Linked DNA regions of Homo sapiens: region 1 is linked to region 2. Evidence: chromatin loops called from intact Hi-C (ENCODE). Cell type or tissue: lower leg skin. All regions are shown on one strand. Links, peaks and the distances in the headings refer to the core of each region. The heading gives the core; the rest is flanking DNA.

Evidence for each region. Peaks named below come from ENCODE experiments on the same cell type or tissue, not always from the same donor. Only the 100,000 strongest peaks of a DNase experiment are listed, where the experiment ranks them.
Region 1: a loop joins it to region 2, with 2.6 times the contacts of the local background. A loop is called at or near these places in 36 of 110 quality-filtered maps.

Annotation. Positions count from the first base shown.
Region 1 is chr13:51,737,496-51,753,328 of GRCh38, reverse strand. WDFY2 (WD repeat and FYVE domain containing 2) reads right to left here. Exons shown (of 12, transcript NM_052950.4): 7 at 14,154-14,280; 8 at 1,914-2,019. It overlaps LOC124903177 (a long non-coding RNA gene), which reads left to right and starts at 14,231. Exons shown (of 2, transcript XR_007063807.1): 1 at 14,231-14,316. In lower leg skin, for the core only: no CTCF peak of the experiment used is centred there; no DNase peak of the experiment used is centred there.
Region 2 is chr13:51,590,009-51,605,841 of GRCh38, reverse strand. All of the region lies in intron 1 of WDFY2 (WD repeat and FYVE domain containing 2), which reads right to left. It also overlaps the pseudogene RN7SL413P and the pseudogene ATP5PBP1. Among named protein-coding and RNA genes, the nearest start is that of WDFY2, 13 kb to the right of the region's middle. In lower leg skin, for the core only: no CTCF peak of the experiment used is centred there; a DNase peak (open chromatin) is centred at 7,569.

The sequences.
Region 1 (15,833 bases), core at 4,953-12,952, 150 kb before region 2:
CTTCCATTGTCTGTCCTTATCTTTCAGCTAGCTGCCATCCTCTCATCTCTGACTGCTTCTCTAAACCGCTCATGAGCATTAATGCACTGCATCAACCTATCGTGTTCACCTTGTCCTTACTCTTGCTGTTTCGTGGCCTGCAAAGCCCATGTGCTCCTGCTCAGAGCACATCCAGACTCTGTTGATCCTTCAGCACAATGTTCCTCCCTCAATCCTTCACTGGGAACATTAGCCAATGATGACTCCATCCCTTCTAAAATACCCAGCACTGATGCTCTAGCATATATCAACTATAATTTCATCATTTACACCATTTAATAGAATTCTGAAGTTTCCTCCTACAAGCCTTTTCTTCCAGAAAGTCTGTCAGTACTTCAGGTTAGAGATGACTTCAATATATGTCGCAGACCTCCCAAGGTGAGCATCACACAGCACTTATCATAACCACGAAGCAGCTCCACAGAGGCTAAGATGAAAACAAAAATCTCAGGAAATTTATGTTTATAAAAATGATACTTGCAAAAAAATGAATGGAACCATCTCCATTGCTTATTTAGAGTGTTGACTCACTGAATAAGATTTTAAATTAGTCAATAGTATTGGATGCCTCTATATCTGCATATCAATAGGCTCATAAACAAGGTTGCTCAAAGAACTGCCCATCAACCACTTGGTTTCATCTCTGGACACCACACTGTTATCTTCCTTTGGCCTCTGTCCATAACGGGTCCAGGCTACGTGCACCAAAGGAAAAGAATTGGGTCCTTCTCCCCTCCCCTGGTTTGGTTAGGAGGGCCCAGAAAGAAGTCAGGACAGACCAGGTGTGACTGTCCCTAACCCAAAGCAGGCTACCGTGCAGAACCCAACCCAGGACATAATCACCAGCCATGCGGGAACATGGTTAGCATGACCAGCACTCATCACAACGATCCCAGCCTTTGTATTAATGGTGCCAAATATAGTTTTCAAAAGCAATGTTCTACCATTTCCCACCTTCTAACAGTAATGATCATTTTGATTAGTTACTAATAGAAGTCCCATGGACTTAAGATCTGAGCAAATAAAGCTTTAATCTTCTTAAGCATATAATTACTGGCATTTGAAAAGGCATGACATTGTGGGTAATAGCGACTACTCTCTTGAAATGAGACTGGGGTGAGGGCACAGAAAGAACGTGGGAGACCCCTTTTGTCTTTTTAAAATGTTGCTTTTCTATGTAATTTTTGTATCCTGCAAGAAATTAATTATAAGAATGTGCATTGTCAAAGGGAAAGTCTACCCAGAATAATTCTAACGTAATTGGAAAATGGTTAACTTCAAAGTACTTGTCAAAAGAGATATGCAGGAAACATATTTGTTGTTAAGATGCTCAAAGATTAAAATGAAAGCTCATAAAAAAGAATGTTCTGATAACATGTAAATACGTGCTAGAAAACTAAGGATATATTGATATCTGGGGAACTATTTAGAACATGACTTATAAAGTACAAAATAATTATTTCTAGTATTTCTATTAATACCAAACTAAGGATTCTTGCTTCATCTTAGCCACTATTTTCTTCCATGACATAAATCACGTGAGTCCTCCGTTTTTGTAGTGCATTTTATACCAAAGGACTAATCACCAGGAAATAGATGGTTTCTTTTCCTCACCTGTACTTTTGCTGTGAATGGTGTAACAGATTTAAACAGCTTAGTCTCAGTCAAAATTCTTATGAACTCTCCATCACAGTAATGTTACATGCCAACTTGTGAGGGAAAAAAAAAACAACCCAAACAACTCCTTTTATGCTACAATTCTTTAACGTTACATGCCTTATTTCATGGTTTAATCATAAAAGAAATAAGAAATAAGCAGGAAGGGAGGCAGGGCCAGAACCACAGGGCCCACCCCACCCTGCTGTGCCACCTACCTCCTGCCTCTCCACGTCCATGTTCCAGACGACAATCCCACCATCACCGCCACAGGAGATCAATTGTCGCGTGTGCTGTGCATAGGAGAGGGCCTGGACTCTGTCGCTGTGAAAGAAACCAAGGGTTATTGACAGTTTAGGAGAACAAATGCAAGGCCTCGCAGCAGAAACCTTGGCAAAGTCAGCCAATGTGCTCACTCACTCCGAGCCCCCAGTGTAGATCTTAGAAACCTGTTGGAATTTTCAGCATGTTAAAGGTCAGAAGAGTATCCAGGATTTAAAATAAGTCTGAATGCTCCTGGCATGTTCAGGCCCCAGGAAGAGGTAATCTGTCAGTTACAACTTTTTTCCTTTTTTAAGGAAAAAAGCTGATTGTTGAATGGGCTGTAACTTCTTACTGGTTCCCTCCTTCCTTAAGTGATCAAAATGTGTAGCGTATGTTCATTTCACATTTGTTCAAGAGTCATGATTTTTCCTTTTAAAAAATTATCCTTGAAGAGTTTTGGAGGTCATCCATTGAGATGCCCACTGGATTTACCTGACACAGCCAGGTAAACTGTGTTGCCTGAGGTGTGCACCTCACAAGTGGCTTGGGACCAGGCATGCCTTTACTTGGCTCCCAGAGTGAATCCATAGCAGTAACAGACTTGAATTTCACAGGCTCTCCATTTCTCTAGTTTTTACTCTCTCTCTCCTGATTCTGTTTTATTTTTCTTTCTAGTTTGTGCATGGCTGACAAGTTATTCCCTCTTGGCGGCAAAAATGATGGAGAATCTAGTTTTATGGTCTGAGTGATTGCTAGCAATGGATTACAGAGATCTATTCTCTATTGGGTGAGAGAATAGGGTACATAGTTTCTTGGTCTTTTTTTTTTTTTTGTATGTTCGTCTATTTTGAGCTCAAATCAATGAAGAATTTTGTTTCTACTGGGAAGGAGAACAGCTCTTTGATATCTGGACTGGTGATTTTTTTGTGTTTCTATTTATTCTTGATCTGTGGCTGAAGTTGAAAAACTAAAGCTATTAAGCTGTGTGTGTCTATGTGTTTATAATCCAGAAAAGCCTTCACCTCTTGCTGTGTGTGGAATGCTTTCCTATTTCCAGAGGGTGTCAATAAATTGGATTACGATACCTTTTAAATTAAAAGAACTTGTTCTGATTGTTTGATAAACAAGTGCTTTTATAAGTTGAATCCTCCTAAAATCACAGAACATCAAACCTCTAATATTTTGAACCTGCTAGACTTAAACATAAAAATTCTTTTAATAGAAACTGCTAGCCAATTCAGTAATATTTTAAGAATCCAAGTTCATAAAATTAAGTTTCATTTGGCAAATGAGACTAGTAACATAGGTTTTAAAATGTTACATCTTTCTCTGATTTATTAGTGTTGAACAGAATACAAGTGTGCATTTTATTTTTACTTCTCCTAAATTTATTCAGGATAGCTGGTCAAGTGAACTCATACATAATGTTTAAGATTATTAAAAATATAAATTTGTGTTCAGCTGAATTGAATAACTATTCTGACAAACTTTTTATATGAATAGCAATTATGTTTTGTAGCGTATCAACTTAAAGATAATTTCCAAGGTCTTTAGGTAACAAAATGGACTAATGTTAACCTGAGCTAATCAATAATCATTGGATACCTAGATAATTTCTAAGTAAGTTAGAATACTGTGACTTTGATTATAAAGTATAATATTAAGTTTATATATGTTTGCTTCTTATTTTTCTATGCTATAGTGAGGCTATACCTTTGAGTTGTGTCAATACAGGAGTTCATTTTTTGCCACTTTAAGGGAATGTAAAAGTGCCTTATGTCACTATGGAAATTTCAGTAATGTGTGTTCATGAGTTTTGCTAGTCTGCTAAAATGATTATATGGGACGATTTCCAATTGTCCATATCCTCCCTCCTCCTAATTTTCTCTATGAAATATAAATTAGTTTCTCTGGTTAATTATTATAATTTAAATGGGTGGTTGAGATTATGCCAGGAGCATTAATGAAAAAGAAATACAGTGGTTTTTGTTTTTCAAATCAAAACAGGGTAGCTTTGTATCAAAGCAGTGGTTCTTGAACTTTTTGGTCTCACAATCCCTTTATACTCTTACAACTTATTTGACGACACCAAAGAGCTTTGGTTTAGTAAGTGATAATGATCGATATATACTTAATTTGGAATTAAAACTGAGAAATTTTTAAAATATTAATTCATTTGAAAATAGCAATGATGAATCCATTTCATTTTAACATAAGTCACATATTCTGTAAAAAAAGATATTTTCCAAAACAAAAAATTTTGATGAGAAAAATGACATTGTTTAATATTTTTGCGAGCCTTTCTAATGTCTGGCTTAATAGAAGAGATGGATAATCATCTTTCTGCATTTATCATAATCATAATATCACTTATCATGTAGCTTCTGGAAAACTCCATTGTATACTTTCGAGAGAATGAAGATGAAAAGGGCAATACTAAAGTGTCTATTTGTTCTGGAATATGAAAGAGAAAAATGAAGGACAAAACTTGGAAAGTCAGTTTTACTTGCTTTGGCTTATAATACTTTAGTCTGAAAAAAAGGTATAAGATGCATTACAATTTTGGCTAAGTTCCCTCAGTTTTGATGGCTTGCTTCCTTACTTTACTGATTAATGCCTACAATGTGAAAGGATGTTCTTTACCTTCTGTGGAATCTGCCTAGCTAGCAGACATTCTGTGTCTCACCAGAATTATTTTCAGTGCTTTATGTTGACTTGATTAATGCTCTTAAGAAAAAAAAAAGAGAGAGAGAGAACAAGGAGTACTCACGTGTGAAAAGAATTTTAAATTATTTAAAATTGTGTTATCATCTATGTTTATTTTTAAATGTTTTACCGCTTTGATTATATAACCAGACATTGCTTCTTAAACACCTGTGCTCCTGTCTTACCCTACTTAAAATTCCCTTGACAACTCTTGTTAGAAATAAAGCTCGAAGTCACAAATGAAATGAACACTCCAATAGTTGATTTCTCAGCAAGGCAAAGTTTACTTCTGCAGAAGGGTGCTGCTCATTAGTCTGATCACAAGAGCACATCCAACAAAGGAAAGCAGCAGCTTTATCACTAACGCGTTGGCTCCTACTGCTGTGTCCAGTCCCCACTGGCTAGAGTTGGACAGCACAATCTAAGCCGAACACGGTTGGCTAACTTGAGAAGTGCAGGGATGTGGTTACACCGGTGGAAAAACAGTTTTGGCAGTCGGGGGAGGGGGCGTTGTGATGGGAGGGGTGATTTACAGAGTGAGTAGCAGATGTGGAATGTGGGCTCTATAGATAAAGACTGAGAGGAAGGTTGTTTCCCAGGGCAAGGGAACACAGAGAGTAAGAGAGTCTGGCCTTGAAAGCAGGGAACAAAGGACAAGGGAACCCTTTGAAGAAGAAGGTCTTACTGTATACAACTCTGGTTTTGCCTTTCCAAACTGAACCTCTGTTTTGAAAAAATAAAATTTTTAGGATGTGTTTTATGCCTAAGATTTCCCAGAGAGGTCCTAGAAAATCATAAAGACTTGTTCCCTCATCTTACAAAAAGAGAAATGTGGTGAGGCGCAGTGGCTCATGCCTGTAATTCCAGCACTTTGGGAGGCTGAGGCAGAAGGACTGCTTGAGCCAAGAAGTTTGAGACCAGCCTGGGCAGCATGGTGAGACCCTGTCTCTACAAAAATTAAAAACTCAGTCAGATGTGGTGGTACATGCCTGTAGTCCCAGCTACTAGGGAGGCTGAGATCAGAGGATCACTTGAGCCTGAAAGGCTGAGGCTGCAGTGAGCTGTGATCATACCACTGCACTCTAGCCTGGGTGACAGAGCAAGACCTTGTCTGAAAAAGCAAACAATTTTTTAAAAAGAAATGCTATAAATAATTGCATTTGTTTCATGTGTTACTATGTTAAGAGTAAATGGGAATAACTGTCAGATCGGAAGAGATCCTCAGCCTGCTCTATGTTAAGTCAGTAGGTAAAACATTTTATTAGTATTTCAGAAATTACATGTTTTATTGGAAGACTGTGGAGATTTCCTGATGTCGTTATTGTCTATAATATGTTTTTACCCTTGGGGAAATACTGATCACAATTCTTAGGAAAGAGTTATATAGCATATCCCAATGGGGAATTTTACTTTCCCTCATTCTGATATCATTGGTCACAATTACAAATTAACCCTTACGTTACAAAATCTCTATAATCTGTAGATAATTTCTGTATTATTCTGATCCTTGCCTGAAGGCTCTGCTATAGCATTTGTGACTTCAATAAAGGACAGCCTCAGAGTTTCATGGAAAAGAACTATTTGTACTAAGTATTTTAAAATATTGATATTTCAAAGAACAGACTCTTTGGCACAGGCCGCTGAGCTGACATTGCTTAGATAATTTTTAAGCTGTGCCAGCGGATTGAGTCAGGATTTCCTTGGATTTCTGGACCCTTTTTAGTCTGGATGCAGATGGCTTCTTGAATGTGAACTGCTAAACCAAGAACCATCAGAACAAGAATTAATTACAGTTCATTCATAGAACTGAATGAACAGAAGAGGGAAATTTTATTGTGGTTATTTGTCTGGAATACTGTTGATGTTGTTTTAATGTTCTATTTTCTGGATATATGAGGATGCCTTTTCTCTATTTTAAAGCTATCTCTAACCCACAATTTCGTAAACTCTGTTATTATAAGTTAAATCAAAACATTTAAGAAATGATACCCAATTCTCACTCATTGCCCAGAATTTAAGAAAACTATTACAGAGATTCCTTAATTTTCATGGAAACATAGTTATTTGCATCGATTCAGTGAGAATCTATCCGCAAGATATAACTGGGCAAATCAACTTTATAACCTGGAGTGTCATGTGTGAGAATGATGCTCATTGAATCAGATATGACTAGCCACTTTAAGAACTCATACAGCCAACTTACAAAGCCTTCCCAGGAAAACTGGCCTGGTACCTGATTTACAGGGTCCTGGCCTTACAGCTGGTAAGGAAGGTACCAGGCCAAGAACCTAGCAAATGGTGGAAACTTTGAGGAATTCAACTGTTGTTGCAAATACTGTAGGTGAAATATAGTAGAGTTTCTTGGGCTTGGTTTTCTAGCCTTGGTATGGCAAATTTTAGAGGCTTTGAAAAGTCCAGTTCAGCAGTGGCTCACGCCTGTAATCTCAGCACTTTGGGAGTTCAAGACCAGCCTGGCTAATGTGGAGAAACCCTGTCTCTACTAAAAATACAAAAATTAGCTGGGCATGGTGGCACATGTAATCCCATGTAATCCCAGCTACTTGGGAGGCTGAGGCAGGAGAATAGCTTGAACCTGGAGGTGGAGATTGCAGTGAGCCAAGATCACACCATTGCACTCCAGCCTGGGGGACACAGCGAGACTCTGTCTCAAAAAAAAAAAAAAAAAAAAAGAAAAAGAAAAAGAAAAAGAAAAGTCCAGTGCAAGATTCTTTATAAAAACTTCCAGGTAGAAGTGAATTTTGTGGGCTTAACACAAAATTGTTGAATACTGTGTGGCTCTGGATATGCAAAACAAATCCGAGTGGCCTATATGGTTAATTAACACTCTTTACTGTACCAATATAAATAATCAGGACTAACCTCATAAGACCAGCCTGGTTTTTTTTTTTTTTTTTTTTTTTTTTTAAATGAAGGATAATCACTGAGATTATTACGATCACAGGGGAGGAGGGGGGAAGCACAGTCAGATAAACTGAGAAAGATTTGAAATGGGCAAAAAGTGATCACTGGGTATCTTTTCAGCGGAACTTCAGGTGTTGTCTAGCACACTTTTCTGGGCTATCTGATTCTACAGGGGACTACACCTTTTAGTATTTTTACTGATCTATTTACAACTCTTAAAGAATACTGATATTACTGCAAACAAATCTTGTCCAGTTAAGACACACCTAATCCCACACTCCACCCTGCCCATGGGAGAAGCCAGCTGTGCGTCTGCTAACAAATTCATTTTCACATTCTCCATTGCCTATGTATGTGTCTACTCTTTGGATTTTCCTTTGGACTGCAGTAACCACTTACTTTGCCAGTTAATTAATTATTAATTAATGCCTAATATAAAATCTTTGACATGTATTCATTTTTTTAAAAGCCAATTGGGTTTTCCCTATCTCTCCTGGTTGTTATTTCACACTTTTTAAAGTATAGAGTGCCACCACTGTGACACTCAAGGGCAAGAAAAATCAATCTAGTTGCACAGACTCGTAACTCTATGATTTGAACTACATTTCATTTGTTGAGCCATCTTGATACACATCAATGATCTTGTAAAACCAAAATAAGCTACATAAGGAACTGCTTTGCCACTCATAGCTGGCAGCAACATTCAGCAACAAATACATAATTTATGGGACTCCAGTGCTGTTAATATTCCAACATAGAAGAGTGAAACACAGTGATGAATGCTGGATTCCAAGTTTGATAATAAAGCTGCTCTGGGACTTCTTGATTTAGGGATTCAAAATATAACCACCTTTCAGTTAAAAGCTAGGTGAGGGAACATCCCAGGTTTACACGTTAGGGGTTACGAAGAATGAACAGATACCTTCTAACATTCATGTTTCAGCTGACATCACTGTAGCGTTTATACTAGAAAGCATTTCAAACTGGTCATTATTTCATGGATGAGTGTTACCATGTACTGCACTGCAAATGCTCTTACAAGTGCACAAAGCCCCCACTTTTCACAACCACCAGGATCTGCCATCTATAAATACTACAGTTAGTGGGATGGCCTCATTTCCTTTCTCACCAGTCCTAGCAGCAACATATGTCTGTCAGGTCCAAACATATAATTGGAGGGACTAGTGCAAAATGAAAATACAGAGTCCCTTTAAAAAACTTGATTAAGAATTACAAGATGGTGGCAGCAGCTCATTAAACCAAGTGTGAGGCCCTTCTAAGAATGGGGCCTTGTGTGACTGCACATGTCACATGCCCATGAAGCCAGTCCTGTGTCTGATGATTAAGGGAGAGGGTAGAGAAGACCTTATCCTTTTTAGAGAAACAGATCTCAGACACAAGCTAACATCTGCCCAACGGTCAACTTAAGCCTTTCTTCATCCCTCAAGAGTAAGGGGAACTCAAATGTATAGCATTGTTCATTTCTTTGATGAAAAGTTTAGGTTATTTAGTGGGCATCTAATTAATTATGCTTCTACTACCAGAGATCTCACTCTCCTATATGCATAAATCTTCCAAGCTCCAAGGACCAGAGAAGGCTGTGAGCAATCCACACAAGTGAGGTCTCCCAGACAATAATATGTAGGGTCATCCCAAGCCAAAGCACCGTAAAAGGGATCTGCTTCCTCAGGGATCCTTGGCCCACTGCCAGGCTAAACCTGAACTCAGGGACCCCCGTCTGGGGGCACTGGTTTGAGCACCAGCGATGTTCTGCTGTTTGGTGGCAGGGTGGAGGTTCAGATTAGGCTCTCGCCCTCTGTCCACTTGTATTTCCTAAACCCACTGTATTTTAGTTCATGCCATTCTCTGTTCTGGGTAACCTCCTAATCCTGAGAACTATGAGAATCTCTTCATCTAACATCATCCAAACCAAGAGTGACCCCCGCACTGAGGCCTCCCACTTTCCAGTAAAACTGGCGAACGGTGCCACCTTTGCCTATTTTCATACTTCTAGCACGTCTCCACAAAGGCAGGGCTATTTCCTAACTCACTTTTGTGTCCTGAGTACCTAACACAAAGTCTGGTATGTAGCTGGAGTTCAGTAAACATGTGTTGACTGAGTTATGAATATATGTTAATATTTCCATAGGAAATTCTACAGAGAGAAACAGTAGTCAGATCCCAAGGCAGGATTTTTGACTTGGAATTTTTTATTAACAAGAGTAATCTTAACAACCGCCATTTAACAGGCCTGTACTCCTGGGCTGATTATTTTATATGCATTACATCATTTATATTTTTTTGACAACCTTGTGAGGGTTTTTCCTTCCAATTTTGTCCTTATTTTAGAGATAAGAAAACTGAAGATCAGAAAGGTGCAGTGCCTCGCCTGAGGCTGCAGGCCATTGGCAGAAGGGCCAGCTCAAATATAGTTTGACCTGACTCAGAGGCCTGCACACTAATGACCACATTTTCCAGCCCTTCTGTCTTTGAGAAGATTCTACCTTCTATGAAAACTCTCATAGCTGATATTTTGATCTATTATGTGTTTAGCTAAATAGTTAGAAATAAAAAAGACACATCTCGTCCCCTCTATCCTAACAGTTCCCTAGCACCACAGTGGGAAATGCTCTTAAATCTCACAGATTTGAGCAGAAAGCTGTCATTTGTACTGATCCTTGTCCACCTGTCCTCTAACCCAGAAGCTGAATGCAAGAATTCTACTCCTTTTATAACTTTCAATGCAATTTACTTGATACAAGGGGAAAAGCACAAATTCTCTCCATGTATATTTATTTACAAGTGGCCTATTTCTTTACCAAAAGGCTTTGAGGACTCTTACAACAAAATTCTCATATGTGGTAAGAGTAGTAAGAGAGAAATCAAGAGCTTGGATTTTGGAAGGAGAAAGCAAATACACAGACTGGAAGTGCCAAGGGTCATGGCTGTGACCTAGCCTCACATAAGCTGCTGAATCCATTCTTGGTGGAGGGTTCCAACATGAGGAATAGCAAAGATCTTTACTGGTGCTTTAAGTCAGGTTATATTAAATTACCATCAAGTCTTAGAAGGATAGGAAAACACTATTAGAAAGAAAAATTACGGGCGTGAAGTTGGTCAAGAAATGACAGTATTATGTAAGAATTTAAAAGGGTTCTAAAAAGACCAAGTACCGTTATTAGCTATGACAAGGTAGGCATGGGACAATAAGTGTCCAGGTTTATGTTTCGGTAATAACCATCCAACTAGTAACTGATGCTTGCAAATATAACTGGTCCCGGAATCTGGAACCTTTTTTTTTTTGCCCTTCCTCCCACAGAGCTAGCACAGCATACAATCACGATCCACTTGCTACAGGGAATAAATACACCAGAATGCTTCCAATGCAGATAATATTGTATAAAAGAATACTTTCTTAGCTTTTTTTCCCTTGGACTTGGAAACAGTTTCACTGTCATCAATCACTTTCTTTGGTGCTAAAGCTTTCTCTGCTTTATGGGATTTTTACACACCAAATCAAGCTAGTTATAAAAATGTCACATTTTCTGTTGCTGAAGGATGGTAAGAAGCTGTGGAACTCAGAACAGAAGACATGTGCAGCTGTCCCTCAACAGAATGGCTGGACATTTCCATACCAAGGAAAGGCAGTCTCCCTATCCTGGGGAGGCCAGTCTGCTCTCCCCGGTTTCCAGGCTCACCAATTATGCCCCTAATTTGGAACTATGGCCACCATCAGTCACTTTAACCAGGAACTGTAGGAAAGCAAAGGGCAGCCTTGAGGCCTAAGCATCAGCACACATCACCAGGCATGTCGGGGACCATGTGTTAGTCAATAAATGCTCATTTTAGTATCCCCAGTGCCTTACTGAGGGCTGGGTATACGAAAGGTGCTAAGCAGCTCCCTGCTGGACTCAATTAAGGTTCAGAGACCTAAGCTACCAGCTGGGGTCTTAATACTGAATATTAATATTGAATACCTCAATATTCTCTTCTAAAAATGATATCTGAGCTCTCTCTTTTATAGTGTTATTGCAAGATTGAACGGAGTCTGTGTGTTTTGAAAGCTCTTTCACAAAATATTAGGTGTACTCAAATACGAGAATCACTGAATGCCAGCAGCTGACTTTCAGGGTAAAGGAATGGCGGCTGCGCAAGTTGTTCCCTGCCTGCCTGAAAGTGGTCTCCTTTTCTGCCAGATGATCCCGAAACCTTCTTTCCATGCCATCTCCCTACTTCTGGCAGCTCCAGGGACTTCTCTATCCCCACCCTGGCATTCAGACCCACTCTAACAGACTGACACTGACTGATGCTGAGGAAGTTTAAATTAAATTTTGGAGGAGCTGGCTCTGTGATACCAGAGCAACCCCTCCCCGGGGTTAAAACCTGATGACAAGGAGTCCCTCATAGAGCTCACTTTATGTATTACTAAGCTTGAATTAAATAAAGCACCAGGCAAAGGCCTTCTGCCCTTCATCCTGTGTAAAGCCACTTCTGCCTGGTGGCTCCTGATCTCAGCAGCCTGCCTGCTTACCTGTGCAAGTTCTAAGGGCATGATTCTATCAGCATGGACTCCAAGCAGGGTCTATTCCATTTTCTAAAAGGACAAGTCTGTACTTAGAAACTGGAAGAGCTATTTGTTAAAGTTTTATTTTTCTAGGACTGAGAGACTTATCTAAACTTTATAGCTTTTCCTTTCGTAACAAACTGTAGGCGTAAGTTTCCCAGAACCACATTTTCCATTCAGGTCAAGGGCCCTTTGCACACAGTGATGCTGGTGTTAAGCACTGCTGCAGTTCAGCATCTGGTGCATGAAATCGTGCAAAAGTGCTTGCAGTCTTTATTAACCACTGCGTACAAATAAAACTAGTTAGGAGTGAAATGAATGAGTCCAGTGAATATTAGTCATCTTCATTCAAGACCTGCATTTCACTTCTCTGAGAGAGTCCAAGTTGGCAGGAATTTCCTGGCAGATTAGATGATAATAGTGTTATTAAACACAACTGTGCTTTGGCTTTTTTTTTTTTTTTTGAGACGGAGTCTTGCTCTGTTGCCCAGGCTGGAGTGCAATGGTGTGATCTCGGCTCACCGCGACCTCCACCTCCTGGGTTCAAGTGATTGTCCTGCCTCAGCCTCCCGAGTAGCTGGGATTACAGGCACGCGCCACTATGCTCGGCTACTTTTTGTATTCTTAGTAGAAACGGGGTTTCACCATGTTGGCCAGGCTGGTCTCAAACTCTTGACCTTGTGATCCGCCCGCCTCGGCCTCCCAAAGTGCTGGGATTACAGGCGTGAGCCAATGCACCCGGCCCTGGCTTCCTTTTTTCTTCTCTTACGTGGATGATGTGAACTCCTTCTACAGGACCTGGATGTGTGTTCCCTTGTCATAAAGATAAACGTAAGGGAATGATTCCTCTAATGAACTGATGACAAGGTCTGAGTGGCCCCACAAGCCAGGAGTGACCCCAGACAGCTGTTCTGTTCTCCAACATGAGAAAGAAGGGCTTAGTAGCTACTTCTCTAACACTAAATTCTAAAACTAAAACAAGTATTTGTACACAGGCCCTGCCATCCAAAATTTAATTAGTTTATGTCCAACAACTCCAAACTAGATTTAACTATTTAGGAGAATATTTTGAAACTAGGGTTTCCAAGCAGATTTACAGGAAAAGCTAGTGTTGCTTAAAACCGGTTAGTTCATAGAAGCATTACAAACATTTGTTTATGGCTGTCAAGGGTTGCTCAATATCATTTTGAAAACTTTACAACTAAAAAACAATTCAGATGAGCACTAGAGTTGTAAAGCAGATCTAACATTCTTTTATGCAAAAAGATTAAGCTTTGGCCCCAGGGACAGCAAGGCGTCTCAGGGTGTGGGCTGAGGGTCACCAGTGGGGAGTTGCCTGGGAAGCTTGTCAAAGCACAGATCCACACCGCTCTGGACGGCAACCAGAATCTTAGCAGACAGGGACCGGACATCTCAGAGATTCTCTGTACCCAGCAAAGTTTGAGAACTGCTCCAAGGAAATGCAAGGCTTTCTCTGTACTTCCTCTCAGCCCCCTAAAATCTATCCTTTAAGGAAAAAGAGCCTGACATGAATCAAGGCAAGTACTCAATAAATATTTGGTCAAGTACAAAATGTACTGTGAAGGATCTTACCTCTCCTCTTTTCCGTATGCTGCCAAGGAGCTTGAAGCCACATTTGAACTCAATTATATAAATTTTGTAAGCCTTCACAGCTTGTATTTTCAAGCTTTTTTTTTTCCTCACTCTCAAATTTTTACTGTTATATTCTTCCCAGTTCTAATTTTTACCTTTTATTTATTCACTGCCATTACTTTATTTTATGGTTTTTGTAAGCACTCTCAAATGCTCTGTGGAATAAAATGGGGTATAAGTATATAAACACAGTTTTACACAGTTATAAATCAAAGTGGCCAGTATTTGTGTTCCCGCCATGTTCCTTCCCATGCTAAGATCCTGCCACAGACTGGGCTGCACTCCTTTGTTCTAGCTGTCAGCTGAGAATCTTTTCTCAGAGTCTTTATGAAAGCACCAGCAACCTTACTTGTGTCCTTGGAGCTCGATGGCTGTTCCTTTTCTCCCACCGATGTCCCACATGATGACAGAGTGATCTGAACTGCCTGAGAACAACACCCGCTGGACTGGGTCCCAACAGAGAGCGGTCACCCCACCTGAGAGGACAGACACAACCAGACATCAGTCACAAGGTAAGACTCTTACCCACAAAAGAAATGTGAATGCAGCGGAGACAGAACCTAGTGCAGTTCCTGGCATACAATAAATTCTTATTGAAAGAACAATCAAGTAAGTCCCCAAAGAGAAAAAAGTTGGCTCCAAGGAAATTCCCACCCTTTAAGCATTTTTCACCAACATTTCATGTACCATAAAATCAATTACTGTAAAGACCAAAAGAAAATAAAAAAGACAATAAATTGACCTTCAAAAGGGAGACATAATTCTAAGAAGAATGGAAAATATTGCACTGTTTGGAAATATTAACCACATTTTCTTAACTGCTGCCTGCCTCCCACCCCTGACAATAACAGATGAGAAGGAAATGGGTTTACAAATGCTCAATTAGATTTTTTATTCTTGAATATCAGATTTAATTAGGCCACAATATCAGAATTTAAAATTATGTTTGCTCTTTGGGAATTTTAATTTACAGATTCCGGGCAAACTTCTTATGTTCTTAAATGTCAGTTTCCTCAACTGTAAAATGCAGATGATGGTAACACCATGACCACTATGACTATTACTAAGAATGAAAACATCAACCCAGCCATTACCTACTTCATACGGTTGTGGTGAGAATTAGATCAATTACATAGGACCATTCTACCACTCTAAACTTGTTGTGCAGTATAGATGTGGGTTATTAGGATTACTGTAGTGGTATGGCTATAAAATATTATAATAGATTTTCTATGGTAGTCCCTTTGTAAATCAAACCCTTATATACTGAGAACAATAAGAATTTTTTCCACTTAAGATGTGCACAAAGCCTGCAAACACTTAAGAATGTCAGAAATACTCATTTTTTACATTATTAAAAATATTATATTCTGAAAAGAACATAAAATAGCTTCTCATTTGTTGGAATCTGACATTTTTCTTATTGAGATTATCAGTTTGTTCTAATGAAGTGCTACACTTAAGAGCTTTCAGGGAAGTTTCTCTCATACATTTGTTTCAGGAGAATACTTTCTTATTTGTCATATGACTCTTCTTAGTAAGACATTTTTTAAGATCAAAAAGTAGGGGGAACCCCAAACTCTACTATTCTGGATTATGCTTCCTAGCGTCTTCCTAAACCTGCACCCCATGCTGCTGGTATACACTCCTGCTCATGTAAGAATAAACATGGCTTCCCCAAGTGCATATGTGGTTAGCCACTGCATGTAGCCCAGCCCTCACCCCCGACCACCAACATTCCCCACAACAGCAACCAAACACAGTGATGGATGCAGACAGGCCGCTCACTGTGTTGTCTGTTAAAATGTATTGTCTGCTGAATGAAGGAGCAGATGAATGCAAACATAAAGATAATTTTCTCCACTTCACACAAGTTCTTGCTTAAAGGTCACCTCCTCAGAAACATCTTCCTTGACTACACTCATCACTCTCCTGATTATTCTTTTTTTTTTTTTTTTTTTTTTTTTTTTTTTAAATTCATTGTCTCCTGCCCCAGTAGAATAGAAGCTCTAGGAGGGCGGGAACTGTG
Region 2 (15,833 bases), core at 3,608-11,607:
ATGTGACCATTCGTCCCCAAGGAGAACATTTACAATGGCTCTTGAATCTTAATATGCTCTCTCAGATGCACCAAATACCCTTTGCATTCTCCTTCATCACGCAGTGTGGATATATCATCAATGAATTCAAAATTCTAAACTTTACTTAAACTTATTTCTCTACAAAGCTCTGGGTAATAAGTTTCACGGGTAATAATTATGTAATGTGAAACTTTCCATTTCTACCAAAATTATTTCTTTCACATTCTAAATTTCTGACAGGGTATTTTCATAATATATATTTGGTGAAAATTCTTCATATTTATACAACCCATGTCTACCATGATACTCTATTGAACTTTCACCTTTCAAGGATGGATTCTAATAACAAACACTAACATCTATTGAGTATTTACCACTTATCAGGCCCCTTACTACAACTTCATATGAATTATATCCCTTAATCCTCACAAACTTTGAGATAAATTCTATTTCTATCCTCATTTTGTACCTAAGAAAACAATGGTCCAGGTAATGGGGTGTTGCGTGCTAACTGCTGCATATCTAGTTACAGCTAGAAAGTGGTGACACTGAACCCAGGTCTGACTCCATTGCCCGCTCCTGATCCAATGTGCTGTCCATATGTGGACAATGATCAACTTAGAGATCCAGAATCCACTCATCTTTTGAAACACAGTGAGCACCCATCTCTTTCCAAGGCCTTCCCTGATGGCCATTCCTCAGTGCCAGCTTCCGCGGCATTCTCTTTGATTGCTGTCTCACCCTCCTCTCTTTTCATTCTACCTATTTTCCTGCAATATTGCATCCATCCCCAAGGCTTCAATAATCCCCACTTATCATCTAGGAAACTGAGCCTTAAGTACCTTGTCTGAGAGCATACAGCTAAGTAAAGGTAAAGCAGGAACCATCTGACCCAATCCTTGCTCTTAATCCCTGAACTATGCTACCTCTCAGTAACTCTGAAATCCTTCTCAATGTGCCCTCCTGACAATCCTTCAGTTCAGGCACCACCATCATTTAGTTTAACCTTTAACTAGACCTCCCACTTTATGTCCCCTGACACTCTATCCACAATGTCCAATGGAACTTCCTGTGATGATGAAAATGTTCTACAATCTGCACTGTTCAGTATGGTAGCCATTAGCCACATGTGGTTTCTGAGCACCTAAAATGCGGCTAGTGCCACTGAAGGATTTTTTATTTAATTTTAATTAATTTAAATTTAAACTCAAATAGCCACATGTAGCAAGTGGCTACCATACGGGACAGCATTGTCCTACATAGTCCTCAAGTCTCTCTGTCCCAAACCTTGACATTCATAATGTCTAGTGACCTTCTGAACTTGGCTTCCAGGAGTTACTCTGTAGGCTCATAATAAACTGCCCTTTCCTTAGGTTTTTGGGGACATTCCTGTTTCTTGACTAAAAAATCAAGACATAGTCTGATTCCCATGAAAATGGCCTCTTCTCTGAGTTTCTGTTTGGCAGAAGCAGAATCATAGATGTTTCTCTCAACTCATTCAGAGGCTAATCTGAAGCAGAGATTTCTGAGGCGGCAAGATGAGGGAGGTCACTGAGATAGAAATGTCTTTTCTAGTTGGAAACCTTGTCGATAAATATTACAAATTGGCATGTATTATTTTCTAAAGAAATTATCCTTTACAGCACAAAAGACTGGCTCCAGCGTGCATTAATACTATGCTTGGTCCTGTAGAGTTTAAAAAAAATGTTTTTGCATTAACTTTAAACATGTAAATATTTCACACAAAAATTGATTTCTAGCACTTCTGGAAAAATCCAGTGATCTGGAGACACTGGGTCCGCATTCCTACATGGCAAACATCAGCTAATGCCAAGAAGCTGCTGCCCTCTTTCACTAGGCAAACACTCCAGTTGCCACAATCCCCACTGCTCCCTCTTGTATAATATTTCTGATACCCAGGTAAAGCATGCCACTTTACTCATTTATGTTACCTGCCTTGTGCCTAAGGCCATATGAGTCAGCAACCCCTAATAATAAAGCTTTACAAAGATTTTTTTCATATCCATTATTTTGCTTAATTCTTACCAAAATCCTATGAAGAAGGAAGCATTATTCTTCCCATTTGTAAACTAGGAAAGTGGCCCTCAGAAAAATTAAGTATACACTGGAAAAGCATGGTTTTAACTCAGGTCTTACAACTCCTTCTTCCATGCTGCTTTTGCTACAAGACAATGCTTGACAACAGCCCAAGAAAAAGTCTATGATTTAAATTGCGGGCAAATTTCTTACATTAGAATGTAAAGAAAACATCCTTCAATATTTTGCTGAAAATGTCACAGAGAAAGTATGGCCAGGTTGATGTATACAGAACATGAGAAGTCATGAGTATCCCCAAAGAGGTGCCTCTCACCCTTTTACAGCACCCCAAGGAACTAACCAGGGCTTCTAACAGCTGGAAGCACACAACCCTGAGGCTCCTGCTGCTCCAGGCCCTACCAGGCATTACTACCTCACAATGCCCCACAAGGGAACCCAATGCCCCACAAGGGAACTTCTACTACAGATGTTCTGGAAGAAAAACGTTAGTAGGAAACATGCAGTGGTTGGGCTCTTACGAATTCCTCCAGCAGTTCAATATGTGGTGTCTAAACAAGAAGAGCAAAGGAATGATTCCTGGTGGTTCTTAAAGGCAGTCAAAAATTGGCAATCTTTCTGGCATTTCCATTTGCCGTATTAATTGATGAACTTTATGGTGGTCCATGGTCAAAGCACTTTGTATCAGTCATAAAAGTCCCAGGCCTATATGCTTGAACTCAAGAAACCACAAGTCCCCAGGTATAAGGATTTAGATCACAGCATTCAGTCCAATCTGGAAACATGTTCCAAGCAGCAAAGGCAATCCTGCAATACAAGCGAAGGGGCAGAGCTGGGAGTAGGGGGAAGAGTTACAAACACTTTTACAGGATACAAAATGCAAATGGAACCCATTTGGAGAAAAAGCTACTCCTAAGCTTAAAGCATGAACACTGGTCAGATGAGTACAAAGGATTTCCCCTAACCAAAGGCCTCATGGGAGGTCATACTAGTCATTTATCTCTCCAATATCCAAATGTGTTCAATTATCAATGTGCTCAGCTAAAAAACTACAATTGCTCAAAAACAACTAATGAACAAATGCCCTCATCCTTCCTTGCAGCTAGGTAGTCTTGTGACATATTTATAAGCAGATGTGAAGCTGAAGGTCAAAGAGTCATCTTCAACCATGGGGCAACCACAAGGATGAAAGCCACATATTAGGGATAATGGAGAAGAAAAAGATTAAGAGCACCTATTTCCACATGTTTTGTTATGTGAGAAAAATAAACTAGTACAGTTGCTATTCCATCAATGTGCAAACATCATAGAGTGTATCTATACAAACCCATATGGTACATAGCCTACTACATATCTAGGCTATAGAGTATGGCCTATTGCTTTTAGGCTACAAACCTGTACAACATGTTACTGTACTGAATGCTATAGGCAACTGTAACACAATGGAAAGTATTTATGTATCTGAATGGATTTAAACACGGAAAAAGTTGCACTACAATGTTAAGATGGCTACAATGTCACTAGGCAATAGGAATTTTTCAGCTCCATTATAATCTATGGGACCACTGTCATTCATGCAGTCTGTTGTTGATAGAAATGTTGCTATGCAACACATTAATTACAGTTGGTTAGGCCACACTGATAAAAGCCCCACCCAGTTCTTAAGTACTTCCTCAAAGACCCTGTTCCAACAATAAATGCATAGCTTTTCCTAATATAACTCAAAGTCATATCTACAATTGTGTAATGCCAATACTCACAGCAAGTAAAGAAGGGAGTTGCAAGGGTTTAAAAGGAATGTCTTAGGGGTATCTGCCCTCTTCTATTTAATTTGTATTGTCATTTGTTGATTGGCTAGCTGACTTGCTAGCTTTTCCTCTGAAAAACAAGTTCAGCCTGTTGTGATTTCCATGGAGGCTCCACACTCATGCCTCTGCATCTTCTTCCAGAGCGCCTCATGGAGAGGTGGCATTGTATCGTGAGGTGGAGTAGAAGGGGCGTGGAGTCCGATGAATCAGGGTGCCCTTCCCCACTCTGCCTCTTCCTAGCTGCATCAGTTTCTACATCTTTAAAATGACAGTAAACTAGTTGGGAGGCCAAGGCGGGTGGATCACCTGAGGTCAGGTATTGGAGACCAGCCTGGCCTACGTGGTAAAACCCCCGTCTGTACTAAAAATACAAAAATTAGCCGGGCATGGTGGCAGGTGCCTGTAATCCTAGCAACTCGGGAGGCTGAGGCAGGACAATCGCTTGAACCCCGGAGGCAGAGGTTGCAGTGAGCCAAGATTGCGCCATTGCACTCCAGCCTGGGCGACAAAAGCAAAACTATGTCTAAAAAAAAAAAAAAGTAAACTACTAACTTCATACAATCATTTTTAGAATTAAATAAGAAAAGGCACATAAACAGATTAACCCAGTGTCTGGCCGATGGTACATATTCAGAAAGAGTAACCTAGTATTAATTACTATTAATATACTTGAGGCTTTTCCACTTCCTCCCTGAGATAGGATATATGCTGTGCCCATATATGCTTGGCAGTCTAGTTTCATGTTATTTTTTGGATTTCAGTTGATTAAATATATCACAAAATGCAATTTAATAATTTCATCCATCAGAAGAAAAAATATTTTGTTGAGCCATGTGTTTTTACTTGGAGTTTAGAAAATATGGTTATCATATGGGGTCTACTCACCAGTGCTAAAATTTGTCCCATAACAATGGCTTTTGCTCAGAACATTCATATTGAAATACCTACCCATTCTTCATCTTATATTCACTACAGGAAAAGAGTCCACATGTCAAATCAGCAAATAAAGCAATGAGAAAATGGCCATCTGAACATGTCACCTGCTATATGAGCAGACTTCACGGAAAATAGCAATGAAGGTCAGGAGAAACACAAGAGTCTGTGAGTGTTCATTATTCCGCTACTACTAAAGCAATGACCAACGAAAAGGGCATGGGCTCATCTCATGCCCATAGGGTCCAGTAGTGGGCACCTACTGGATTGCTTATCTTTCTTCTCTTTCTGAGACATGCCCCTCCTCCCTTCCCTCCTCTCCCCATCCACAGACTGCAGTGGGGATTGCCATATCCCTGCAACATGACTCTACTTCTGGCCATAATTCCAGAGTGAACAGCTGACCCTAGCCAGACCACTAGGTTCCTTCCCAAGGAATTCCGCAATTCTGGGAGTCTGAGATCAATCTCTCCCTGCTTATCTAGACTGTAATGTAAAATTCAGGAGCAGCCGGCAGCCATGTTATGCCATGTGGACTAAGAAAGAAACAGAGGAAGCCAGTGTGAGCAAGAAAGAATGAGGCAGATACACAGAAACCGATGAGCAGTAGGGAGAAGAGACTTCCTGGTTGTCCATGTGCTCCAGTCTTCAGTTCTATTCCCAAGACCCAAATGCATCCCTTGGATTCTGCAAGATACTTGAGTCTCCTACCAGGAAATGCCAGAGCTGGTTTCTGTATCAAAGAAACCTAAGGGACTCCATCATTATATATCATTAGGACACAACTGATTTTCAAAGTAACTCTCTCCCTCAGTGTGACCTAATACACAACACAAACCTATATTGTTTCAATTTTACTTACTGTGTTCTCAGCCCTGATCTAGAGGTCTTGAGAGATACAATGATAAGGACCACAGGGCAGAAGAGAAATAATTTCAATGTGAGGCAGTGCTTTAATAAATACATGAAGAGTGTGCTAAGGGAATGCAGCTATCTGGAGATGAGGGAGGGAGAAGTAGGGGAGAAGGAGGAAGGAAGAAGGTTTTTGTGTCACAGTGGCCACATGCAAGCACTGCAAGCCCCAGAGCAGTTTTGGTTTTTTGGTTTTTTTGTTTTGTTTTTTTTTTTGTTTGTTTGTTTGTTTTGTAGTTCAATGGCATCTTTAACTTTCACCCACATGACAAAAGTTGAATAGTACTTCATAAAATTATGCAACTTGGAAAACCTTGTTTCAATTGTCACTTTATTGCAAGATGGCAGAATTAATTACAAATTTAAACTATAACTTATAATCTTTAGTAAGGCAGCAAGTTTTAACAAAAGTAAGCTCCTTATTCAAAAGTGATCCTGGAACAACTCAAAGTCCAGAGTAAGAAGGGTGAGAAACATCTGACTGGCCAATGGACTTAGTTCTCTCACTACATGAAACTCAAACTTTTCATTTTTAGGAAACATATACAGTAACTTCAGCAGACAGCAATACAAAAACATGTTGTTACATAGATTAGTTTCCATTTAGTCAGTCAACTGTTTCCAGCTGTCTCAACTGGGATAGATACATTAATAGAGCTGGCTGTGCTTGAGCCTTCTTTGTGAGCAGCTTTACTGTGCCATGCGCTTCACAAATGTCTCCTTTTCTTGCTGTGCAGAGATTCTCTGCACCTTGTGCTTCTCCCATAATAGTCTGCACAGAGATATGATAGTCCAGGCAATTCTTTATAGCCTTCTATACTTTATGCAGCTATTCTCAGTAAGTAGCCTCCAAGGCCAAAGCAATGTTATCCCTCTGGGTGTCAAAAAAGTAAATGGCACTTCTAAGGCCGGGAGCAGTGGCTCATGCCTATAATCCCAGCATTTTGGGAGGCAGAGGTGGGCAGATCATGAGGTCAAGAGATCAAGACCATCCTGGCCAACGTGGTGAAACCCCACCTCTACTAAAAATACAAAAATTAGCTGGGCATGGTAGCGCATGCCTGCAGTGCTAGCTACTCAGGAGGCTGAGGCAGGAGAATCGCTTGAACCTGGAAGGCGGAGGTTGCAGTGAGACGAGATTATACCACTGTACTCTAGCCTGGTGACAGAGCGAGACTCTGTCTCAAAAAAAAAAAAAAAAAAAAAAGTAAATGGCACTTGTGGACCAGTGCCTGCTGTGACTTCTCCAAATCAATCTCGTGCTGAATTTGTCTGGGGAAAGCCTGCTTCACCTCTTCTAATTGGACAATTTTTTGTTCATTGAGTTCATCAGCAAATTCTCCAATAGAGGAGAATATTTTTATTTACATAGACAAGTAACCCTACCATTGATATAGTAGCAAAATTCTCCGGCATAACCATATATATTTCTTTGGATAGAGAATACAAGATAAACCCATTTCCGAGTACACATAGTCCTATTACAGTGATTTTAGGATAAAGAAATGAGGAATTCCTTAGGGATCAGGCCAAGAACTTTTCTCCATATTCAGGAAGAGAAGGTAGAGGGGTAAGACTTGGCTGCCCTGTGTGAAAGATCCTTGTTGCATGCCCCCTGCACCTAGGAGGGCTGTGTTTTTCAGAGAGGGGTCCACTGTGGCGTAAGCAGAAAAGTAACAAGGCAGCAATCTTAGCATCCCTGTGACCCTGACCTCCCAAAGCAGTTTTATTTATTTGTATTTTTATCTTTTTTTGAGACAGAGTCTCGCTCTGTTGTCCAGGCTTGAGTGCAGTGGCGCAATCTCGGCTCACTGCAACCTCCACCTCCTGGGTTCAAGCAACTCTCCTGCCCCAGCCCCCGAGTAGCTGGGATTACAGGTGCCCGCCACTACACCCAGCTAATTTTTGTATTTTTAGTAGAGACAGGGTTTCACCATGTTGGCCGGGCTGGTCTCGAACTCCTGAACTCAGGTGATCTGCCCACCTCAGCCTCCCAAAGTGCTGGGATTACAGGCGTGAGCCACCACACCTGCCCCTGCCAAAGCAGTTTTATAAGGGAAAAGTTTAACACAGCTGAAGCAGAAATGCCCACTGAGATCCATATCAGGGCATATATATTAGACCTTGTGGAAATCCTATCAGTTTTCCTTTCACAAAATCTTAAAACCCATGAGTGGGAGGGAGACTTCACTCATCATAGCCTTCTGAATTTTGCATATACATGTACCATCAACTAAAAACCACCAAGGTTGATTATTTTGTAAATGTAAATGCTAGTATCTATTTCTACCTGCTGTTTTTCATTCAAATATTCAGAATTTCTTCAAGGGAAACAAACTACCAAATAAGTAACATTTTTAAAACCTTACTTCTTTTGTACTATGATTATTTTATTTCAAATTGTTGCAATCTCCTAGCTAAACTCCATTTCAAGTAACTAAATGTTTCTGCCATTTTGATCCCATTCTCTCTGCAAATCCATCCAGGATTTTTTGCCATCATTAACCTCACTTTTCCACATACATAAGCATGAACTACTAGGCAACAAAAGCAACAGACAGATAAACTTTTTAAGCAAAAGTTTTGAAAAAGCAGAAATAAGCAATGTCGGGTCCTGAAAATAGTGACTATAGCAGCATCCCTCAAAGGACAAACTTACTTGTGCAATGTGAAAACAGTTCATTGCTTCAAAAGTTTTCAAGTTCAAGTTCAGTCCTTCAGGCTTAAGAATGTAGTTTCCCAGTAATTATATAATGGTAAGGACATCAATGAAGTTCTTATGACCAAAATATAAGAACTTCAATTATAGCCAAAGACCCTTAGAAAAGTGCCTATGAGCACTGGAAATCTCAACACAGTAATCTCAAGAACTCAACCGTTTGTTCACTTATCAATAAAGCAACAACTTGGTATATAGTATACAGTTCTTCTGGGTTCAATTCTGACAATGATCTATACTTCCACTAATTCAATAATGAGAAATTATTAAAGAGTAAAGTAGAACATTTTTAAAAAGAAAACAAAAAATTAAAGTGAGGTGGGAGGAGGACCACACACTGGAGAAATATAATCTACCTGTAGACAAGCCCACACATGCCCCCAGAGCCTCAAGAGAACTTTTCTGGACCGCTTCTTCTCCGTATACTACACTGAACTGTGAAATTAAATTGTTCAAACTTAAAATAATTCCAACTTAAAGCTATTGGAATTTTAACTTATTCTGAGCCTTGAGAGGAATATGGCTACACAGCCCAAGTCACGTGGTGTACAGCTGCAACTTCTGCCTTTTTTCCTGTAAATAATTAAAAGGCCAAGCAGCACCAGAGATAAGACCCCCTCAGATCCTTGTCCCTTCTCATGGAGTAAGGAATCTTCCCTGGAATGTAGCAATCTGTAACCAATCAAATCGTTGTGGTGTATGTTCTGGTCTTATATGAACAATGCAATCTTGCTGGAACTTCTCTGTCTCTACCCATGTAAGTGAAACCTTAACTTCACTTTGGAACACTGAGCCCATTCACTTGGAGTCAGTGTTTCCAGGTGATCATCCTCAAGCTTTGCACTCAAACTGTATTTAAATCATATTTTCTGAATCTCATTATTTAAGGTTGACAGAACCTTTTAGGATTCGGTGAACTTTACTTTCTCAAACTTTGCCCTATCCTATCCACATCGAACTCAAAGATTTATATTTTGCATATCTGATGTGACAGAAATTTCCCAAATGGAAGCTCAATAAGAAAAATAAGTCAGAAAAGTCACACTGCAACCAAACTCCAAACCAATTTAATCCATTCAAACAGCATGCCAATTCAGCTAACTATGCATGCAGATTAACCTCCTTAATTTAATTTTATTTTCTAGATAAAAATTACTCATCTTTCAAAACTGTTTAACAATCTAAGCTCTGACATGTAAAGAGAATTAATTATTCAAATATAAATTCAAAAATATCCCCCAAATCGAAATATAATGAAATGAATTAGCCATTCCAACACTCCTTCTCCCCCAACGAACACTAAAACAGGTTACTGAGATTCTAACAGCAAGGCATGTAAACTGACTCCAGGAATATTAATCCAGATGCACAAAATAAAAAGCAACAATGTAATCTAAGCTTTTCTAAAACTAGAATTTAAATGTATTTAAATATGAAGTGGCAGAGCAAAGAGTCAAATCCAGGCTTCTCTGACTCCAGTCCCTGGCCCCCAAAAAAATGCCTCCAGAGAGGGAATCAGGAAGGGTAAATGCCGTCCTTAATTTACCAATACCCACCTTTATTTATATATTTACTGGGTACATCAGCATCTGTTATAAAAGGTGTCTTGATTTTTTACCTATATGCTTCCTCCCTTGGCCCACATCTAAGTTTTTAGAAACATGAGCTTTCTGGCTATCTTTTGATTTCTTTTTTCTTTTTCTTCTTCTAAATATCAAAGCTCTAACTACTTAGTCCAAAAAAGGGGAAGCATTTCAGATTTTAGAGGAAGGCTTTCTGGGTCTCGTGTGCTGCTTTCCCACCAGCAGGCAGCCATGGCAGCATATCTTCACCTCTCATGGCCAGCTCAGAGGACCTTAGCCCCAACAGGCAGAGCAGGAGCAAGGGGTCTGCAGGCGATAATTTCATGGCTTGGCACAGCTCCGTCTTCCCATGTGTCAAGAGAAGCTGGCAATCTGGGTGTTTATGTGAAGTCCATATGTTTAAACCTTGCCGACAAATTCAAAACTTCTAAAAACACTGTGTGTGGACCACTCAAAATCTGTCCAACGGTGGACTTCAGTCTGCTAGTTGCCAGTTTATAATGCCTAAGCTTCCGGTTAAGAACAATTTAGTTAAACTTTTATCCTTCCCTAAGTGTATTCCTTATGGAAGCCATGGAAGACACAGCCCCTGCTGTCCAGGAGACCAGTGGGGACAAGGGACATACCATTTCAGGGCAAGATAGCAAATGAAGAGAGAGATAGAAGCCTGCAAAGGAGAACACAGCACCCACCCACTACACACCTCTCCTTACCACTGGCTGTCACAGGGCAAATTTGGAAAGTGGTGGTATAAAGATGACAGAGTTAACCTCGCCCTTCTATAATAGAGAAGAAAAAAGGGGCTCAGAACTCTACAAAAACAAAAAAAAGTTCAACAGACCAAACTCTGTACATCCAAAGTGAGTCTTAAAATAGTCTTAATGGAACCATGGCAACAGAAAAAGCTTACCTGCTTAGAGGTGTGCTGGTGTTATAAACAAAAAATAAAACAAACTTTCACTGAGCACCAACTATGCTCCAAGTGCTGCAGGTGCTGCAGGTGCTGCAGGAAGATCATCTCATGTAAACCTCCCAACAACACTAGGACGAGTCATTACTCCCAATTTGCAGACACGGAAACTGAGACTGTAAAATCCTAAGGCTTTGGAAAGAGCCAATATCTGATTCCTTTCCCATTAGCCAGATGACCTGGACAGAGAGATTAGGGCTATCATTGCAGACACATAGTGGCAAGCAATCAAGAAAAACTCATTAGCTACAATAATTAAAAGTGTAGAACTGGTGCTAAAAGAGGCAAAGAGATTCCCTAAGACACAACAGAGGCCACAGCAGGCCCTGCTGATTATGAGAACTGAAATTTGTGATAAAAGTCGTTTCACAAATAAATACAAAAGAAAATATAAGGACCACTCAATAAGTAATGTAGAAATAATTAACAGCAAGTTTTAGGAAAATCCATTTATACTTCCCAAATTATGCCACCTAATGAAATACACTTCAAACCAATCAAAAAGTTATTTTTTCATCAAATTATATAACTAAGATGAAAGAAAAATGAGTATCAGTGGCTCCCTAGGAAAAGCGTTACTTTCAAAAATTAGGAGTGATGGAAGAAATTTCAATTATTAAAAAAAGGTGTGTGGTGGCACACACCTGTAGTCCCAGTTATTCAGTAACCTGAGGCAGGAGGTTCACTTGAGCCCAGAAGTTCTGGGCTATAGTGTGCTATGCTAATTAGGTGTCCACACTAAGTTAGACACCAATATAGTGACCTCATGTGAGCTGGGGACCACCAGGTTGCCTAAGAAGGGGTAAACTGGCCCAAGTCGGAAACAGAGCATGTCAAAACTCCCTTGCTGATCAGTAGTGGGAATGTGCCTCTGAATGGCCACTGCACTGCAGCCAGAACAACGTGGTGAGACCCTGTCTCTCATTTTAAAATTTTTAAAATAAATTTTGACAGCTAAACTTAAAAGTAAATGTTTTCTATACAAAAAATGAAAAGGCAAACAACAAAATGTAAGATATATCTGGATATATAACAGGCCTGGGGTTAATATTCTTAATATATCTATAGAATATATGTAAAAGAAATTGTTAAGAAGAACCAAGAGACTTCAATGGAGAAATGGACAAAGGACAGAAACAGACAATTCACAAAAGGAAAAATAACTAGAAATAAACGAACAGAAAAATATTCACCAGTCAGCCAAAAACATACAAATTAAACATCAATAAAGTACCACCATTTATCAAGCAAATTATGAAAAAGAATTTTAAAATAATAATATCCATGGCTGGTCAGGTATGGCAAAACTAACATTCTCATATGCATACATAACTATAAGCATTTTAAAGTGGCATAAACCTTTTGGAAAATAATATGGCAATCTTCTTACAATCTTTCCTAAAGAAATAATCAAAAAACTCAGGGTGGGGGATAGAAGGGGACACCTATATGTATAACAATTTATAAATGTTCATCATAACATTTATAAAACTGAAAATAATGTAAATAAACAATAGGGAGAAGATAAATTATGATGTACTGACTAGATCACCAGTACCCTGAGAGTAGGATATGCCTTGTTCATGATGGGAGATCAGAGGCCAAGTATATACAGTATAATCATTAAATAAATATGAGTGAATACAGAAGGAAAGCAAAAATATAAGGCCACTTAAAATGATGGTTAAAATCTAGGTAGGTGCTGGCAAAAGTTTAAGTGAGGGCAAGAACATAAAAGTGTATGATTACAATCATATTTTTGAAAACTGCATTAGAGAAACTACTAGAAGGAAATATATGAAATACTAACAGTCACTGTGCTAAGGGATCTATGAGCAGTAATTCTTTATTGTGGTTATTATCTTTTATTTATTTATTCGCTGTAGAGACAGGATCTTGCTATCTTGCTCAGCTGGTCTTGAACTCCTGGCCTCAAGCTAGTCCTCCCACCTCAGCCTCCCAAAGTGCTGAGATTATAGGTGTGAATCACCACGCCTGGCCTATATTATCTTTATTTAAAATGTAAACATACTCCAGAGCGATTATTATGATGATTATTTAAAATTTAAGTTGATCCTTAGAAATCGGAAAAGAGATAATAATTTAATAACCAATGGAAAATACATAAAATCTCTAAATAGCTCTGTGTTATAAGTAAATCTGCCCAGCTAAAAGAAAAGCATAGTCACACAGAGAGGTCAACAACTGACATTCATTACTTATTTATTTTAATTTTATTTTATTTATTTTTGTCTTTTTTTTTTTTGAGATGGAGTCTCGCTCTGTTGCCCAGGCTGGAGTGCAGTGGTACAATCTCGGCTCACTGCAACTTCCGCCTCCTGGGTTCAAGCGATTCTCCTGCCTTAGTCTCCCGGGTAGCTGGGATTACAGGTGCCCACCAACACACCCAGCTAATTTTTGTATTTTTAGTAGAGACAGGGTTTCAACATGTTGGCCAGGCTGGTCTCAAACTCCTGACCTCAGGTGATCCACCCGCCTCAACCCCCCAAAGTGCTGGGATTACAGGCGTGAGCCACCCCACCTGGCAACATTCATAATTTAGATGTGATGCATCATTTCTGAGTCCTAACTCAGTAATAAATTAACATAGGACAGGAAGTTAAAATGCAGCCACTCAAACAATAGCAAATGCTCAATTTGGTACATTCCTAATTTTTTTCTTTTTTTTTTTCTTTTTATTACACTTTAAGTTTTAGGGTACATGTGCCCAACATGCAGGTTTGTTACATATGTATACATGTGCCATGTTGGTGTGCTACACCCATTAACTCTTCATTTAACATTAGGTATATCTCCTAATGCTATCCCTCCCCCCTCCCCCCAACATTCCTACTTTTTTTCTGAACCCTCTCTGGCTCTGGGCTGAAAGGCTTTAGAACAGTTATCTCCTAACTTGAAGGCTTCCAGTCAGACTGGGTCAATTCTATAATGTCAATGGGAATTTCAGAAAAGCAGGCCAGGCCAGGGGTGGGGTAGGCTGGCAGGGTTTAGGTCCCCAAGTTGAATTACATTTCCATCTTCTAGAAAACTGAAACTACATAACGGGAGAAAAAGAAGGTACAAAACATTACCAGTTCTTCTAAAGCTCTGTAATATTTCAAACTCTTGTTCACAATCCTTTAGTGGGTCATGAAATTAATTGAAACGGTCACAACTAGGATCTTATAAGGGCTGCAACAGAACAGAAAATAGTGTGCATGTCACATTAAGAGGATACCATTTCATAAAACCTTTGTTTCTGTCATATGTGTGTCTATGTGTGAGAGAGTATGTCAGTCTTGCGTAGCAATGCTAACTATATTTTTTACTATGATTTATGGTCTAAAAAGTTTCCAAAGCATTAATCTAGATAACCCAGGCCCTGACTTGGTTGCTGGCAAACCACCCAGAGTTTGAAAGTAAAGGACTCATCTAGAAGTAGGAATGTAGTGAATCTAGTTCAACTGGGTGTTAGGCACTAACACAAAACAAATACTTCTTAATATTTCATCCAGGAATAAATAACCGCTGCCATCCAAAGGCTCTAGAAAGCATCGTTTTACAGTTGCAACATGAGGTGCTGACAGTTTCACACAAGCATGCTGCTTTTTCCCTAATGCGTGCTTTCCTCCACTTGAGATTTTAGGATGATATGGTTGCAGAGACTACTTATCTAGTCACTACAGAAGCACATCACAGTACAAGAGTCATAGCTAGGAAATCTAACCCCCTCCTTTGCCAGATGGACAAACTGAAGCTTAGAGTGATGAAATGCCCCAGGAAATGCCAAGGTCAATGCAGAGTAGAGCTGAGATCAGACTCCCAGTTCTTTTCCAAGAATCCTTAAATTAAAGGCACAGGAGACCATAAAGTAGCACTCCCTGCCAAGAGACAAGGAGATGACCTTTTCTTTTTTGGTCTTACTGGTTAGTTTCTCATACTTCTGAATTAATTTTTACTAAGGACTAAATAAAATATTTGGATGAAGAGGCTCCCTGCCCCGAAATACAAAAAATTTTTTTAAAGAGAAGACTGCTTGCTGAAGTTGCACAAGGGGAGTTTTTTTTGTTTTTTTTTTCTCTGTTAGGGAATTTCTAGGTTAATTGTAACACTCTCCTTGGGAGACCTACTCATATAAAAATAAAGGAGTGTGATCTCTTTTTAAATTCTTTCTATTCTGCCAATAGTTGAGAAGAAAAGCTTGGTATGGTGGTCAGTCTCTTCTAAGTATATACTGTACACAATTTAGTTTAGTGTTACAGATATCAACAAATCACCACCTGCAGTAGTCTTAAATCACAATCTACTTATTGATTTCTAAATGCCACAAAGTGTTTTAATTTTCCCCACACTGTTATTTCTAATGACATCAAGATGATTCTCCATGCTTTCTCAAAGCCAAATGCAAAGTGAAAACAGACAGCCAGAGAAAGATGCTGTGCAAGTAAAAACTCACATTTCCTTTTCTAAAGTTTTGGTTTTGTTTGTTTGGAAAAGGCCATCTCTCTAAAGTTTATTCTAGCTACTTAAATCCTATGATTTTTACCTATATTCCTTTTTCAAAGTAAGTTTAGCAGCACTTGAGGTGTAAGACAGCTGGTCAGGATTTCAAGATTTAAAAATTACTCATTTTAAGAGTGTCAGAATTGCCATCCTAACTTTCCCATAGCATTGCAATATGTGGATGAATATATACTGATTAAGATCTGTGAGGTCCTGGACAGACTCTGGTTTAATAATATAAAAACAGGAAATTCAGAACTGTCAGGAGCTCTGGGATCACTTGAAGCTAATCCTCCTCTAGTAAGCCTCCTCAAATAAGCTTTCCCATA